2 separate regions of the Homo sapiens genome follow, and region 1 is linked to region 2. The links are chromatin loops, found by intact Hi-C in ENCODE. Cell type or tissue: heart left ventricle. All regions are shown on one strand.

Region 1 (4,000 bases), 65 kb before region 2:
TTGACCTTCTAGCTCCATGCAACACTAAAAAGCATCTTCCACTTTACCGGAATTTCTATGGAAATCTCCAACTTCTTGCATGTAGGGTAAGATAGGGAAGATGATCCCCACTTAAATGCAGTATCATGAACTCCTGAGCTGATGGCTTCTACACTTAGCTAAAGTGGACTCTATGAATACTGTCTGTGTCTACCATGGATTGCTATATTCAAGAGCTATCCACCTAGCTTTCTGTAATATGCAAAGATAGTTTCTAAAAGGGACCATTAATAGCCTCTTGAAAGGAAAAGAAAATACCACCAAAACTATGATGCACTGCCAGGGACATCACATAAAACCACTCAGATTCCTCATAACACAACTCCAGGGAGCACCTTCATATAGGTTGCAATGTCAATTGTGCCCCTGGATTTGTGCAATGTGGTGGCCATTTCCCCATGATCTCTCAGCTATACATGAACTCAGCCCAGCTTCCCTGGCACTAAATTCAAAACACTCAAAAACATCCTTACCACCATCCACAGTGAATGAGAAAGGGGAACAAACTTAGAGCTGGTGAGCTGGATCCAGACTCCACAAATGGTCAGCTTCTCTCACTTTCCAACTGGATGACCTTAAACCAAATCTCTTTAATCTGCTCTGTGAATGTGAGGCCCCATGTTGGGCTCACAAAAGAACATTAGCCTGAGAGGTACCTGCAGAGGGAAGGATGGGCAGCCCCTCTAAAGTAGGCTAGGTGAAGGGAGAGTCTTGCCTCATGGGAGGCAGAAGGAGATTATGAGGGTTAACAAATGTGTCAGAGAACCCGGGCACCTTAGGTTCATTTACTTTGATCCCTTCAGTTTTCAGACATAGGAACTGAACGGAGCAATCAAGACAGTCCTGCCCAATATCATTGAATGAATTAGCAGCAAGGAAAGGTCCAATATTGCCAGGCCAGGGCTTATTCAGACACATAGTTGCTTTATTTTAGTGATGGAGTGGGTCTGGCTGACAGCTTTTGTAGATCTTTATTCAGAGTCAGCTGGAAAAATTAGTCCCTGCTCATTGAAGATCCTCCCATTCCCAGAGTGAAGACTCCCTTCTTCTAAAAATGGGCCAAGAGACAAGGAATAAAGTACCTAGTAAGGCTTTGCCAAGCAGCCTCTATTGGCATCTATCTGAATCGCTGGCTTATAGCCCATGAAGAGATGCATACTTTCTGGAGTCAAGCTTCCCTAAGTGAGCTCCAGGGGCCAATTGCACTGAAACCCCCTGGGGCTTATTAAAATCTGGCTTTCATAGATGCACCCCAGATCTACTAAATTAGAGCCTAGGGGTGGGAGGATACCATTAACAAACTCCACATGGGATTTTGGCACACAATAAAGTTTGAGAACCAACACCCAGACATTATAGTGGTAAGAAGGAACCTAATGGGTATCAGATATCTACTTTGCTAGGCACTAGATAGATAGATATCCTTAGAAGTGATAGAAAAGGCAGAAACAAGACATTATTTCTTTGCCACACTTAGGGAAGCTTTGCACCAGAGGGTACGCATCTCCTCCTTGGTTCTACACCAGCAATTCAGGTAGATGCCACCAGATGGTGCTGGAAAGAGCTTTCCCCAGCACAGGAAATTAAGACAATATTATTGGGCCCTTGGGTCATTGGATAGCGCTGAGAACAGCATCTAGAACCCACCACCTCAAAATCCTTCTCAAAGGGAGGGAATGCATCCTTGAACTTTCACTCAAGTTCGTACTCTCAGCCCTTAAGGCTCTGCACAGAATTTCACAAATTATAATTTGCTCTATCTTTTCCCACCTAAATTTTACCCTCTCTTCTCAAAACTTCTTCTGTCTTAACACTCCTGCTACATTCTTGGCTCTCCCACTTACTGGTTATATGAACTCTGACAATTTGTTTTATCTCTATAAGCCTCAGTATTTTTATATATAAATTGGAGATAATAGTTTCAGAGTAGTAGTAAGTATTAGAGATAATTGTAGCTCAATAAATGTTTAGTCTCTTCTGTACTTAACCCCATTTTCAGAACGACAAGCCCCTGTTTAAGAAACCCCAGTGGCTTTCTGGTCTCATTTGCTTCTCCATGACCCAAACTCTCCGATTTAAGTTCTCATCACACCTCATTCATGTCTGCTCCTGGTCCTTTGCTCATGCTGTATCTTCTACCTAGGATGCCCTCATACTTTCATCCACGAATACAAATCCCAGCATGCTTAAAGGTCTTTCTCAAGTTCTTCCTGCTGCTTCAGGAAGCCTTCTCAAAGTCCAGGCCAACAGACTCTTCTGTCCCCTCTGCTCCTTCAGGCACTCTCTCTGAATGCTCCACTCTACCTCCTGGAGATGAGAACACTAGAGTCATGGAAGTCAGTGATCTCTAGGTATTGGAATTTTATGTACAGAATTTTTTATTTTTTTGAGGACCAGCACCAGGCCACCACCTTTTATTTTGCCAGGTGAGAATATACTATTAAATCTTGTATTCTAGTATTACCATCGTATCACAAAACTGTGACATTTTAGTAAAATAAAAGTTACAAAGGGAAAAAAATCTCATACAAAAGCATTGTCCTTTAAACGGAATAAACTCCACTTCCTAAAATGCTCACTGCATTGCCTGTTTTTTGCTCCTTTTGCCTTGGACTGATAAAAATACTACCAAAGGCCAGCTTCTGCAAAAATGCGGGGGAGTCCCCAGTCCACTCAATCACCTGTCCCCGCCCCCTGGCAACATAATGACAACCTCCACAACAGTTTCCACTTACTGAACACTTGCTATGTGCTAGACCCTGTGCTAGGTACTTCATGCATTACCTTACTAAATCCTTTTGCACAACCTCTGAAAAATAGATCATTACTGCTACCACTTTTAAGTTGAGGCTTAGAAAATTTAAGTAACCAGTCCAGGTCACCGTGATGGTAAAGTAGTTGAGTTATGCTTACAGTAAAAGACAGTTTGACCCCAAAATCTGTGCTCCTTCTTCTGCTTCATTTCTTGTCTCCTACAATGGGAAGAAGTTTTTGAATGCAGGAGCATAAGGAGATATGCTTCTCTTTCTTTGTATAGTCCATACTCACAGCATGCATTTATTTGTTCTTGTTTTTTTTTCCTTTGCATGCTATTTTTTTTTTATCATTATACTTTAAGTTTTAGGGTACATGTGCACAATGTGCAGGTTAGTTACATATGTATACATGTGCCATGCTGCTGCACTGCACCCACTAACTCGTCATCTAGCATTAGGTATATCTCCCAGTGCTATCCCTCCCCCCTCCCCCCACCCCACAACAGTCCCCAGAGTGTGATGTTGCCCTTCCTGTGTCCATATGTTCTCACTGTTCAATTCCCACCTATGAGTGAGAATATGCGGTGTTTGGTTTTTTGTTCTTGCGATAGTTTACTAAGAATGATGATTTCCAATTTCATCCATGTCCCTACAAAGGACATGAACTCATCATTTTTTATGGCTGCATAGTAGTCCATGGTGTATATGTGCCACATTTTCTTAATCCAGTCTATCATTGTTGGACATTTGGGTTGGTTCCAAGTCTTTGCTATTGTGAATAGTGCCACAATAAACATACGTGTGCATGTGTCTTTATAGCAGCATGATTTATAGTCCTTTGGGTATATACCCAGTAATGGGATGGCTGGGTCAAATGGTATTTCTAGTTCTAGATCCCTGAGGAATCGCCACACTGACTTCCACAATGGTTAACTAGTTTACAGTCCCACCAACAGTGTAAAAGTGTTCCTATTTCTCCACATCCTCTCCAGCACCTGTTGTTTCCTGACTTTTTAATGATTGCCATTCTAACTGGTGTAAGATGATATCCCATTGTGGTTTTGATTTGCATTTCTCTGATGGCCAGTGATGGTGAGCATTTTTTCATGTGTGTTTTGGCTGCATAAATGTCTTCTTTCGAGAAGTGTCTGTTCAGGTCCTTCGCCCACTTTTTGACGGGGTTGTTTGTTTTTTTCTTGTAAATT
Region 2 (4,000 bases):
GGAAACCTGGAACCTACACCTGTCTGGCACTAAATTCCATGATTGTACCACGAGGCCAAAATACCTCATTATGTTATTATCTCAAGTGCCAGAGCTCTTCATTCTTCCAACATTTGCCAAGCTCCCCAAGCTCAGATATCCCTTTGTTGTCTGTTATCAGTGCTCCTGGGCAGGACATTCTCTCTGCCAGATTAGCCTCCTTCCAAACTCCTATAGCTGGGTCTATCTCTAGCCATACTAAACCTAGAGTTATCTCTAGTCCATAAACCTCTCAGTCTCTGCAGCCCTCCACATGGAACCCGGCCATGCCCAACCACAACCCAAGATTTGCTCTCTAGGGTTGGCTCTAGCTCCCAGAATTTATGACAAATTCCTCTGGGAACTGCCTCTTGAGGAGCCATCCATACACACTTTAGGATGCCCAGGTCATTTAACAGCCCCTTCAATCCTTGGCTTCCACCAGCCACCCACTTCCCACACTTTCTCTGGATGAACTGAAATATCCACTCTTTTGTGTCTACAGTCTCATATGGCACCATTCTTATTCCTGACTTCTGAGACACTTAGCTTCAAGACTACACAGTATTGGGAAATGGGGTGATTCTGCAGTCTGGATGTGCTGGATTGCATCTATTATCAGTTTTTTTTCCAGTGCTATCTGCCAATGTCCCTCACCTCTGACCCCAACTATCTGTGCAGGAAGGAAATAAAGACTCTCAGAGTTGGAAGTAACTTTAGAGGTCATTAAATCCAACCCTTTACCTGACATTGATCCACATCTGCAGCATTGCCAATAAGCAATTGTCTGGCCTCAGCTAGAGCTGATGGCAGGGTACAGGGTGCTCTAGACTCCTAGGACAACTCCTTCTAGTCTGCCGATATCCACTTATCTAAACTTTTACCCACACATTGGTGCTAGCTCTGCTCCCTGGCTTCACACAGAGAAAGTCACATTCCTCTTCTCTATGATTGCCTTCGAAGTGTTTTAAAACAGCTCTCATATTGCCCGTGAGCCACCCACTTCGCTTTTCATGCTAAGCTGTCTGAGTTCTTTCATACGCTCCTCATCGCTCGTGGTTTCTGTGACATATGAGGAGCATCACCTCTGGTCAGCCATACATCTCTCACTGCCTTCTACTTTATTGATGGGCCCAGGACACTGCCAACATCAAATGCATAGCCTCCTCTTCATGGCTTGAAGCCAGGCTGATGCACATTCAGGAAGAAATGGAAGTGAAGGCTGGTAGAAGGGTAGGAAAGGGAAGTTTTCAGAGAGAGCAAACTTAGGAAATGAGAATGCAGGTGCTGATAAAAGTGTATGCTAGAATGTGAGCAGCTGAGAGTCACGTAACAGCTGGGAGAATGGGTATGGCTCAGCTCTTCGGAGAAGGGAAACCTTGGGAAGGGCTTTCTTTGGGCAAACAACTCTAAGGGGAACAAACCAGCTGTGCTTAGAGTAGTGAATCCCAATCAGAGAGATGCTCATTTGAGTTATGAGGGCCACCCTTGGGAATTGTTATCGCCGTCTTGAGTTGAAAACACAGATTTTGAAAGTCCCAGGTTTAAAAGATTTTTGAAAAAGGTATTTTTTTCTTTCTAAACCAGACTTAGGTCCACATGCCTAGACTATTGTCCATGTTACCATATGGATAAAAAAGCTAAAACTAATCAATACACAGGTTGGGTTCCCTATCAGAGCCTGAGATGGCACACCTTCTACAGGTGATTTATTGAGGGAGTGTTCTCATAAAAAGCCTAGAAGCGGGAAGGGGAAGGTAGGGCGGGGGAAAAGGTAAGCATGAATGTGGTTTCAGGAGAAGTCCAGCTCAGCCTGATCCCACGGGAAACACTGAGTGTAAACTGCACCACAATGTATTCCATCTTGAGGTGAGATGACTGGCATTTCCTAATCCTGTCAGTCAGTCACTGGCCACTGGCTGCCCCCAGGTGGTGGGGAGGTGAATAACTTCCCAGGTATCTCCAGAAGAGGCAGCACCTGTCAACCAAGGGCCAGCCTCCCCACGAAGGGGACTGATTAAGCTGTTATGTGCTCTACCTACAGGTGCAGTAAAGAGGATCTGGGCTGACCAACAGTGTCTTCCACAGATACACTTGCTAATTCACGCATGGAAGACCCAGAGTGTATCACTCCCCTCAACTGCTGGACTACTGTGCTGCAAACTTTGAGTCAGAATGATGAGCTTCAGTCAGGCATATCATGGCTCCTGAACAGGATTTTGAGAGCAAGATTCTGTGCCTCCCTCATCCTGCTGCAGCCTCTCAGTGCATCTAGGTGTTTCTGCTTCCATTGTACATATCTATCAAAATAAAATTGTTATAATTAAACAAACAAATAAATAGATAAATAGATCTGGTGGCAAATGAGCAGCAACTCCTCCCCACTCCCAACATAAGTTAAAGTTTGAGTTTCAGCAACAGATGTAGGATCAGAAAACAAATGTTTAATATGTTCTGTTGCATTAGAGCGGTACAGGTTGGCAAGTCCTTAGAAACCACCTAATTCCACCCCTTCATTTTACAGATAAGCAAACTGAGGCCCATTGAGGCTTATTACCTTCCCAAAGGTTGTGCAACTAAATCTACAGAGGTCATAAATCCAGGCAAATACGTTGCTTCTGTTTTATATGCTTAATTTCTTCTGAGCATAAATTTCAATGGCTACTGAGGCAATCAATAGAGAATATATCGAAATCAGAAGAAAATAAGTACTGGGAGATGGAAAGATGCTTCAGCATCCAAAGAATGGCACTTTGGGGAATGCTGTCCTCAAATAAAGCCCAACCTGATAAACAGGCTTTTATCAGAGAATTTCAATTTATCAAATAATAACCATGTAGTATTTCTGAGCATTGGAGACAGCTGCTATCCAGCAACCCCTAAGCCCAGTCTGTATGGTTTTAAGTCAAATGCATGAGTGAAATATGATATATGGAGTTTCAAACTGGGAGGGGTGATGTAGGCTTGGTCTCAGGTTGTAATAGATCATGGGTCAAATGGCCTTGCTGGTCAAGGTAGATATTTTAACTCAGCTCCATCAAACATAAACATCCTACAAAAAAGAGAAAGCACACAGCAAATTTTCAGGTCTCTCTAGACTCAGGTGGTATCGTTTTAGTCTCATGGAGGGAATGGGGTGCGTGGCACTTTGACATATGGGCTGCTCTATGGAGCACCACCTCTAATGGCAAACTTAGTGCTAAATGCTACCAATTCGGTCTTTGGGAGATTTTTTAATGGGACCACATCTCAGCTCTTACAAAAGAAATCAGTAGCAAACTAGGATTCACTTTACCAAAATTTTGTTAAATTCATCTCTTCATTAATGGAAGAACTTTCTATAGAGAGGAAAAGAGAACTACAATACAGAGGAGGAAAGGAACCAACACCCCAGCCAATAAGCTTCCAGGTAGCCTTCTAAGCAGTTCTGGATGTCTAAAATCTTCCAGAGAAAGAGACACAGACATGCACATTCACCCAACAATCAACTAGGCATTATTTAGGAACTTGTGCAGTAGCTTCAGTTTTTTCTTTGCAAGTAGACATTGTGGGTCATCAAAATAGTCAGCTCTCAGTCATTGTCTTACCCCTTCATCACATCAGAAAGAATTTTATATACCCCTGAAAGCACGACTTCCAGAGAGCTTACAGCTTAAAGTTCTAAACTGGAAGATCCCAAACGGAGGCTGACATTATGGAAAACTTGCTTAGCTTGACAAAGGTTGCCCCCATAAGGGCATGCCAAATGTTCGCAAGACTTCAGAGCATCCTAAGGAATATGAAAAATCATCTATTTTGCATTAGTTACAATTTAGGCCATTTTGACATAGAATCTAGAGACTTTACAGACGGGAGAGTCAGGATCTACATCTGTGTGCTGAGGTGGTCTTGCGAGAAGTGGATGGTTTTGCAAGAAGAACCAGAGTTGACTCAAACTTGGGCCTCATCATGGAGCAGGGTTGGGCCTGTCAGGATGTGTGAC

What was found. Peaks named below come from ENCODE experiments on the same cell type or tissue, not always from the same donor. Only the 100,000 strongest peaks of a DNase experiment are listed, where the experiment ranks them.
Region 1: it touches region 2 in a loop (5-fold over the local background); 14 of 110 quality-filtered maps call a loop at or near these places.

Annotation. Positions count from the first base shown.
Region 1 is chr17:34,079,891-34,083,890 of GRCh38, forward strand. It overlaps LOC107985035 (a long non-coding RNA gene), which reads right to left and starts at 3,092. Exons shown (of 4, transcript XR_001752832.1): 1 at 2,953-3,092; 2 at 1-2,346. It also overlaps a transcript of ASIC2 not described here. In heart left ventricle, a CTCF peak has its summit at 1,586 (motif pointing right); no DNase peak of the experiment used is centred here.
Region 2 is chr17:34,144,698-34,148,697 of GRCh38, forward strand. It overlaps a transcript of ASIC2 not described here. Among named protein-coding and RNA genes, the nearest start is that of LINC01989, 37 kb to the right of the region's middle. In heart left ventricle, a CTCF peak has its summit at 1,953 (motif pointing left); a DNase peak (open chromatin) is centred at 1,934; H3K27me3 peaks cover 2,847 bases.